2 separate regions of the Mus musculus genome follow, and region 1 is linked to region 2. The links are chromatin loops, found by intact Hi-C in ENCODE. Cell type or tissue: gastrocnemius. All regions are shown on one strand.

What was found. A loop is a pair of places that touch in the nucleus more often than their neighbours do. Peaks named below come from ENCODE experiments on the same cell type or tissue, not always from the same donor. Only the 100,000 strongest peaks of a DNase experiment are listed, where the experiment ranks them.
Region 1: a loop joins it to region 2, with 9 times the contacts of the local background. A loop is called at or near these places in 4 of 42 quality-filtered maps.

What each region holds. Positions count from the first base shown.
Region 1 is chr17:16,087,414-16,092,413 of GRCm38, reverse strand. No RefSeq gene overlaps it. Among named protein-coding and RNA genes, the nearest start is that of Gm41534, 150 kb to the left of the region's middle. In gastrocnemius, no CTCF peak of the experiment used is centred here; a DNase peak (open chromatin) is centred at 3,037.
Region 2 is chr17:16,156,084-16,161,083 of GRCm38, reverse strand. No RefSeq gene overlaps it. Among named protein-coding and RNA genes, the nearest start is that of Gm41534, 77 kb to the left of the region's middle. In gastrocnemius, no CTCF peak of the experiment used is centred here; no DNase peak of the experiment used is centred here.

The DNA of each region.
Region 1 (5,000 bases), 69 kb after region 2:
GAGCTGTAAGCAAGGGACACCTGTGGTTGAATTAGGGGGAGGCTGGAAGAAGTCAAGGAGGAGGGCGGCTCCATTGGAAGACCAGCAGTTTCAACTACCCTGGAACCCTGAGACACTGAGCCACCGACCAGGCAGCATACACCAGATGATATGAAGCCCCCAAAACATATACAGCAGAGGACTGCCTGATCTGGCCTCAGTGAGAGAAGATTCACCTAACCCTTGAGAGACTTGAGGCCTCAGGGAGTGGGGAGGTTTGGTTAGGGGGAGGCAGAGTGGACACATCCTTTGGAGATGGAGGAGGAGGAATGAGATGAGGAACAGTTGGAAGGCAGACCAGGAGGAGGATAATGACTGGACTGTAAAAAGAGGAGGAGGAGGAGGAGAAAAAGAAGAAAAGGAAGAGGAGGAAGAGGAGGAGGAAGAAGAGGAGGAGGAGGAAGAAGAAAAGGCTTTCTTACATGGTCCCTTTTATAACTGTGCCTCCCTGTCTTCTCTACTCACTTCCTAAACAAATATCCCATTCTGATCTTTGTTTCATAAAATCTGAATATAAAATTTGTTGAATAAACCAATTCAAATAGCATATCTAGACATATATAGATATAGTGTATTTGTATTTAGGTTATAGTTTTAAATACAATACTCAGATTCTTATTTTCTTTCAATTATTTACTTATTTATTTACTTACTGACTTACATTTTTTTTGTTTTTTTTTAAATTAGGTATTTTCCTCACTTACATTTTCAATGCTATCCCAAAAGTCCCCCATACCCACCCCCCAATCCCCTACCCACCCACTCCCCCCTTTTGGCCCTGGGGTTCCCCTGTACTGGGGCATATAAAGTTTGCAAGTCATTTTAAAGATCTGTCTGTATTTTCCACATGGGTATAGCTCTTCCATCATATTCTCTCCTCCACCGATTGTGGTTGGTTCAACTCACGTCACCCAAATACTGCAGCCATGAGCATGTTAGCACTGTCTCATAATGGATCTATCTGTATGGAACTCTCTTTGGATTATTTATTAAGGAAAAGAACTTCCCTTAATAAGTAGAAGTAGAAAACTGGAGACATGGCTCACCAGTTAAGAACACTTGCTCCTGCAGAGGACTTGGCTTCAGCCCCAGAACTAGGACACACAGCCATCCATAACTCCAGTTCCAGGGATGAAACTCCCTCTTCTGACTTTCACAGACATCAGGCATGCATGCATATATATATGTAAAATGCTCATACCAATAAAGATAAAGAAAATGTAGATGAATACAGTGAGGGTCTTTTGAGTAAATCAGCCTGGTAGCCCTTCTGAATGATATATCAGTTTTATTTCCTACCAGTAACACAGCTGATCTCTTTACATCAGTAACACTGTCCACGGCTGCCATTACTTAGTCATCCACTCACTCCAGGAAGATATTGACAGTCTTATGGTTTGCATTTCCAGCATTTGAAATGGATGTGGGTACCTCTCTGTTAACTTTTTAACTCCTTTGTATACATTGCTATTTCTACTGAATTTTCTGTCTGGTTTTTACATCTCCCCTTCTTCAGCTACTGTGGTATATGCTAATTACTTTTATGTGTGATATCCTTAACTAAACAGATTCTTAATTGTGATGAAAATATGACCAGCTATCTTCTTATGCTTTATAGTTTAAAAGCCTTTTTTACCTTAAATTGATTTCTCCATGCAACTAAATAAAATGTATTCATGTGTTCTCTTCTATCACCTTTGTTAGGACTGAGCTTTGTTTTGTTTGTTTGTGCCAGGGTCTCACTATATGATGCAGGCTGATCTTGAACTATCAACCTCTTGAACTTGAGAGTCTGAGGATTACAGATGTGCAACCACTGCAGTCCAATGTTCTATTACACATGACAGTTGTTTTTTGATATAGGCATTTAAATGATAAGTACACAGTAAAGTACTAGATTAGCACAGAGAACCAAACTTACTAGTATAATTAATACACAGCCTGTTCTTTCCTGCTGGTCTGTGTCCTCACTTCTTTCTTTGTAAAATAAAAAGAATCACTGGCTTCTCCCACTAGGACCAACATGAGATTAAATTAAGAACTGTGCAATGTTGTGACATCTGAATTTCCAGTTCAAAGAAACTGATTCTTTAACACTCAATGTTCTGTCTTTTATAAAATATACGTGTAATTATGTCAAATGTTTTGGGCCCAAAATTTTATCAAGTAATTATGTCGACACCTTCACATATAAAACATCTAATGGGCACCTTGAGTAACTAGCTTACCTCTGCTCATCTAAACTAATTTCTAGGCCCAGTTCTTCACAGGAAGTATGCTTAGCCTTGCAAGGTTTCCAAAGAACTGACGGCCTGTCCTTGAAGACATAAAAAATGAAGTCTGGTATGACGCATCTGAAAGATTGCTGTGTTTTGTTGCTTTTGAGTTTATAAAGAGCTTTTTCTGCATAGTCAGTACTCAGTAATTATTTCTACATTTTCTTGCATTTACTTCCCTTTCAAAAATAAAACCTCTGATGATAAATTTTAAACGCATATTTTTTAATGAAAAAAAAAGCCCACAAACTCTAATTTCAAATATTATTTCTGGGCCGAAAGAAAAGAAAAAGACTAAAGAGGCCATCTCTCAAAAGCTGCTGCCACAACACAAAAGGCTATACCAAAGTCCCTGTCCTGCCTCTACCCAGATGGTTTCTCGTGCACGACACTGAAAAATTAACTTTCAAATTACACTTCACATTATTTTGTCTCTTCCTTAAACCTCAGAGATGCAGCTGCAATTAGAAATGTATCCTCAGATTTCCATCAGACCTAAGTAGGAATCTGAAGATAATGAACTCGTTAGTAATGAAAAAGTGCATTTGCACAATAATTGTGTTGGGAAGGCTACATACATTACTGCACTATATTATTGTCCAACACTATTAGACCAATGAAATGACTAGGGCTGTAGAAAGATGCTGCTTGGTTTTCTAATTACTATTAGAGAATGCCTGCCTCCTGAGCCCAGCCTCAGAGGCTTCGCTTTTGAGTCGTCTGCAGCTTATGCAGCCTCTCATGCATTATACATGACACCCATATGGCCATTTGTGATGCAAGGTCTCTGGAGGAAGGATTCATAGCATCATCTTCCCTGCAGGAGGAGAAAAAGTGAGAAAAACAACAAAGAAGGCAGAAAACTGGGAATAGTGTTGGGAGGGAAAGAAGACCACTGGGTAACGCTGGATCTCAGACAAAGGTGAGTCAAATTATAATAAACACATGTATTTCAAAAAGAGCAAAAGAGAGGATTTCAGTGCTCTCACTACAAAGAAATGGCATATACTTGAGGTGGGAATATGCTCGTTATCTGGATCTGATTCTTCCACAATGTTTGCAATGGCTCATAATATCCCAATATACTTAAACCTATACAGTTATGTCAATTGAAAATACAAGGAAGGAAAGAAGGAAGGGAGGGAGGGGAAAGGGAGGGAGAGGGGGAGAGAGGGAGGAATGGAAGGAGGGGGAGAATGAAAAATGGAAGGAGGAAGAAAGGATGAGAAGGGAGGGAAGAAAGTTGGAAGGGAGAGAAGGGGGAAGAAGGAAGTAGAACTGAGAGAATGGGCTTCATTTTTAGAATTCTGATTTATATTTTTACAACTACATCCATGAGAGTTCCTAAGCAAGGCTAGTCTCTGTCATTTCTGATAAGTAACTCATTCCTGTCATTTACCCAGGTAAGAAAATTCAGTGGTAGCTACAGAAATGGCTTGAGGACCTGTGTTCAATTCTCATCACCTGCATGGTGATTCACAATAATCTATAAGTCCAATTCCAGGCGATCTGACTTCTGCACACACCAAGCACACACACAATGCACATACATGCAGGCAAGTGAAACATTCACACATAAAATAAAATGAATAAGTCTAATCTAAAAGTTTTTAAAGAAAAAGAAGGCTGAGTTTTTGCCAAAGAGATCTAATGCACATGAAGCTTGGCTTTCAAGGATTCACATTTAATACTAGTATTTAAAAGCACCTATTAGGGTAATAATCTAGCAATATTTTCTTAACTTTGGTCAAATATATGAAATATGTCTTAAAATAAAGTGTAGAAATTCTCTGATATGCTCAGAATCTCCCTGGAGCATGGTACACAAGATATTAATCATAGAAATAATTCCTCCAAACGTGCTTGCAGTACATCTATACAAAAACCACTGCAGTTGTATCTGTTTCTGTTTCTCTTCCCTAGGACTTGAAAATATTAAGATTCACTTGATTTTAAAGACACTACCTATTATAATAATATCAAATAAGAATTGAGCACAATGGGGTCCAGGTATGAAGCAAAGACTCAAAAGTCATTATTTTGTTTTTTTCTTCTATAGACAAAACTGTTAAATTTGTGTTAATATTACTCTTATTATTTCCAACTTACAACAGAGAAAAATAAGTCTCATACATTTTTATTTTTATAATTCATTATTGCCCATTTATTTAGTGTATGTTCGTGCATGTGTGCGCGCGCACACACACACACACACACACACACACACACACATCCGCCATAGCATACCTGTGAAATGAGGAGATAATCTGTGAGTTCTCTCCTTTCAAAATGTATGTCCTGGAGAATGAACTCAGGTCGTTGTGCCTGGAGGAAGTGCCTCTACCCTCTGAGTCATCTGCTCAACTCTATAATTGTAATTTTTAAATATAAAATAAACATTTTATTTTTGTTCTTGTAACTGTATTGGTAAATTAATGCAACATTGTCTTTACTTTCATAGGCCATCTTGCCCAGAGAAATGTACACAGTATTGAAACTTAATTGGTCATTTTTTGGTTATTTTCCTTTTCTTAAGAAAAGCAGTAAACTTAGTAACCCCATGAAACTAGGAGTAGTTATATTAATAACATTTAGCCAGTTGAGCTATTGAATGTCATACTGCTCTCATTTTCATTTTCAAAATCTTCCTATACATCATTCTACATTGTTTTTCAAATATAAATG
Region 2 (5,000 bases):
CCTTTCAGGATCCCACCAAGACTAGTCCGCACAGGTGAAAGTGTGGACTACAGAAGCTAACACCTTCTGGGTAAGGCAGGAGCCACAGAGCTTCTAAGGCAGGCCCTGTTTCGGGCTACAGACATCCGGGTACCTTCCCTGCCAGAGGAGAGGTGTCCACCCTGCCCAGGAGGACTTTGCCAGAGCATCCAAGGGAGCCATCTTCCTTCCCGGATCCTGCCAAGACTAGTATGCACAGGTAAGAGTATGGACTACAGAAGCTAACAGCTTCTGGGACAGGCCCTGTTTCGGGCCTTCATATTCTGCCAGGAGGCAAATCCGATCAACAGATATATGTGCACCTTCACTGCAAGAGGACAGCTTGCCTGCAGAGAGTGCTTGAACCACTGAAACTCAGGAGAGAGCTACTCTCCCAGGTCTGCTGGTAGAGGCTAACAGAATCACAAAAGGAACACTAACCAGAGACAACTATAACAACTGACTCCAGAGATTACCAGGTGGCGAAAGGCAGACGTAAGAATCTTACTAACAGAAACCAAGACCACTCACCATCATCAGAACCCAGAACTCCCACATCAGCCAGTCCTGGGTACTCTAACACACCCAGATTGAAAGGCATATCTCATGATGATGGTAGAGAACATCAAGAAGGACTTTAATAACTCACTTAAAGAAATACAGGGGAACACAGCTAAAGAGTTACAAATCCTTAAAGAAAAAGAGGAAAACACATCCAAACAGGTGATGGAAATAAACAAAACCATACGAAACCTAAAAAGGGAAGTGGACACAATAAAGAAAACCCAAAGTGAGGCAACTCTGGAGATAGAAACCCTAGGAAAGAAATCTAGAACCATAGATGCGAGCATCAGCAACAGAATACAAGAGATGAAAGAGAGAATCTTAGGTGCAGAAGATTCCATAGAGAACATCGGCCCAACAATCAAAGAAAATGCAAAATGCAAAAAGATCCTAACTCAAAACATCCAGGAAATCCAGGACACAATGAGAAGACCAAACCTACGGATAATAGGAGTGGATGAGAATGAAGATTTTCAACTCAAAGGACCAGCAAACATCTTCAACAAAATTATTGAAGAAAACTTCCCAAACCTAAAGAAAGAGATGCCCATGAACATACAAGAAGCCTACAGAACTCCAAATAGACTGGACCAGAAAAGAAATTCCTCCTGACACATAATAATCAGAACAACAAATAAACTAAATAAAGATAGAATATTAAAAGCAGTAAGGGAAAAAGGTCAAGTAATATATAAAGGCAGGCCTATCAGAATTACACCAGACTTTTCACCAGAGACTATGAAAGCCAGAAGAGCCTGGACAGATGTTATACAGACACTAAGAGAACACAAATTCCAGCCCAGGCTACTATACCCAGTCAAACTTTCAATTACCATAGATGGAGAAAGCAAAGTATTCCACAACAAAACCAAATTCATACATTATCTTTCCACGAATCCAGCCCTTCAAAGGATACTAACAGAAAAAAAAAAAAAAAATACAAGGACAGAAACCATGTCCTAGAAAAAGCAAGAAAGTAGTCCTTCAACAAACCTAAAAAAAGACAGCCACAAGAACAGAATGCCAACTTTAACAACAAAAATAATAGGAAGCAACAATTACTTTTCCTTAATATATTTTAATATCAATGGACTCAACTCCCCAATAAAAAGACATAGACTAACAGACTGGCTACACAAATAAGACCCAACATTTTGCTGCTTAAAGGAAACACATCTCAGGGAAAAAGACAGACACTACCTCAAATGGATCTAACAGATATCTACAGAACGTTTATCCTAAAACAAAAGGATATATCTTCATCTCAGCAACTCATAGTACCTTCTCCAAAATTGACCATATAATTGGTCACAAAACAGGCCTCAACAGATACAAAAATGTTGAAATTGTCCCATGCATCCTATCAGATCACCATGTACTAAGGCTGATCTTCAATAACAACATAAATAATAGAAAGCCAACATTCACATGGAAACTGAACAACACTCTTCTCAATGATACCTTGGTCAAGGAAGGAATAAAGAAAGAAATTAAGGACTTTTTATAGTTTAATGAAAATGAAGCCACAACATACCCAAACTTATGGGACACAATGAAAGCATATCTAAGAGGAAAAAAATACTCCCAGTGTCTGAGTTAACTATCTTCATAACTCCTGGCATTAGTGTGGTCTTTCCTACTTCCCCAGTATTTAAAAAAAAAAAAAGCAACTTGATCCATGGCCTTTAATAGAATCAGCTCAGAATATAGCATACATTTTACCTTCCTTTTCTGTTGTGGAAGGAGTATGAAAATCCATACCAGTTGTTATAGTATACCACCTGTTTTCTTACTCAATTCTTACTGTCCCTTAAGGTAGACAGTTTTATTCCAACTTTATATATGGTAATATTTAGGTTTAGTAAGATTAAACTACATTTTCCAAGGTAAAATTAGGTGAGTTCTTGTATTAGGTGTATTTTAAATATATGTGTGTCCGGCTCTAAAAATCATCTCCTTTTTAACTCTAAACATTCCAACAAAGTCAGGGTACACAGGATCCCAACTTTATTCTGGAATTTTTATCATATGATCTTCATTTTGATTTTTAGTAGCTAATGTTCCTAACAGAGAATCCCCTAATGTTTCTGCACCATATGCTGGTCCTGAGCTCCAGTCTTCCAGAGACCACGCCAGGGATGCACCATGTGCTGGTCCTGAGCTCCAGTCTTCCAGAGACCACGCCAGGGATGCACCGTGTGCTGGTCCTGAGCTCCAGTCTTCCAGAGACCACACCAGGGAAACTCAAACACAATTCACTCTGTAGTTGTCAACATTAACCCCACACTGATAATCTGTAAGAAGTTAAAGCTAAGACCACCCACTTTGTTAAACTGAGCCTAAACTTGTTTCTGACCTAAACCATACACCAATTCTCATAAGGTAAAACATGGTGTGTTTCATTCTCATTCTGCTGCACAATGCTGTTCCATTTGAATCCATTGAAAAACACACATTTTAAAAGCATCTGCCCATACTGCTATGCAAGAGCAGTTCTCAATGGACCGTGCTTGAGATGAATGGAAACACAGGATGTGTCTATCACATAGAGCAAGGCACTGGAGATTAATGAAACCAGATGTTCCCAGGCGTTGTGGGGAAGGAACAATGGAATGCTTCTCTGCTCTTCCTATTGATTTTCCCCGCCCCTTGTATTCTCAAACACACTGCATAATACAATGTCGTCCATACGCAGAGCTACTCCACATAATTCAGAATGTGCTACACCCAAGTAGCTCAGTGATCACAGAAGCAATCTGTGACTGTGACAGGAAATTCAAAGATCTCTCGCAGTTCGATAAGTAAATTAACAACATACAAATAAGTATACTGTTATATATAACTATAAGCATAATAAATGAAAAGATAAGAGAAGAGATGGTCTATATTACAAAAATTAATGTGCTTTTAAAAACAATGTATTTAGAGGAAAGTGGACCAGCCTTGAAGGCAGAACTGCAAATGAATCTGAATTTTTAGGTAAACTGGAAGATGATCATCTCTAGGCCAGAACACTGTTTGCATTTTCCATAGACCTGCCTTTATAGGTAGCCTCGCTCTTAAGATGATAGCAGAGTCTGAAATCCCCAGTGGGAAGATGCATCTCACGCTGAAAGCCTTTTATCCTCCAAGGCAAAGTGCTATTCAAAGGGCTGAGTCAGAGAACCTATTGGCACTTGCCGTTTAGAACCCTTCAAACCTCAGAAATCAAAAGCAAGACCAAGTGTATGTGAGGGAAATGTAATCACCCCTCTCAACATGCTGCTGGAAATCTCTCCTGTGGTAATCACCGGGAAGCTTCTGGGAGAACGAACATTTAATCTAAATGTAAAACAGAAAGTGCTCTTGGCCTTCCAGGGTTCAATCCACTGATGGGAAACAGGTCATCTTCTTGCCTTTCTCCTCCCTGGAAATGAGTCAGCTTTGAAACTCATCAGCACACCCATGCTTTCTCTTCCTCACAGATAGATAAGAAGTCTGTAATTTTGCCTAAGAATGAACACCCGGCAGACACAATGATTTGTGGCAGATAACGCAATTGATTCATTCTGACGGGAAGATGAGAGACCATAGGTGATGCGAGCAATCAATCTGTAAAATAAAATTTCTTCAGGTCCAGTACTGCCTATCAGATGCACATGGCATAGGCCATGAGGAGCATGCTCACCACAGGTCCAGTACTGCCCATCAGATGCACATGGCATAGGCCATGAGGAGCATGCTCACCACAGGTCCAGTACTGCCCATCAGATGCACATGCCTATGCAGAGCACACTCACCATAGGTACCAGCTCTGATGACAGTCTTATGATCACATCATGATGACAGCAGGCCAAGTCAAAGGACATATCTTAAGGAGGGATAGGTGAGAGAGGAGGATTTGTATCCCAAACAGCAACTGTTAGAAGACCCCACGCTATAATATGTTCACTAGAATCTCCCTCTCTAAACTGTTCTTTTACCACCATACTATGAGAACTAAGCCCTGATCACTATTCTGTATTTTCACTCATCTCCATAATAATAAACATTTTTCCCCAAAAGAGGAAAAGGTGTTATTACCCAGGCTTGATGTTCCCTTCCATGGAGCTGCAATGCCAGTACCATCCTGGTCCTTTTATCTGCTTAGGACTTACTGACTGGTGTAATTGAAGCTCAGCTCCTTTTTTCTCCTAAATAACTCAGAGAGATTCCTTTTTTTTTTATGACACTCTTATCTCCCCCAGATGTTCTATGTTCAAAAGGCTACGCCAGACAGAAGAATGTAATACATCATTGCACAAATATTTTTTCTTTGTGTAGATTCATCTATCATCTCTACGTACGTGTATCTTTATCTGCATGTAATCTATACCCCGCACTCCCCACATGCACCAGGAATTCTCTGCCGTGTTTACATAGTCAGGCTCATCAAATGT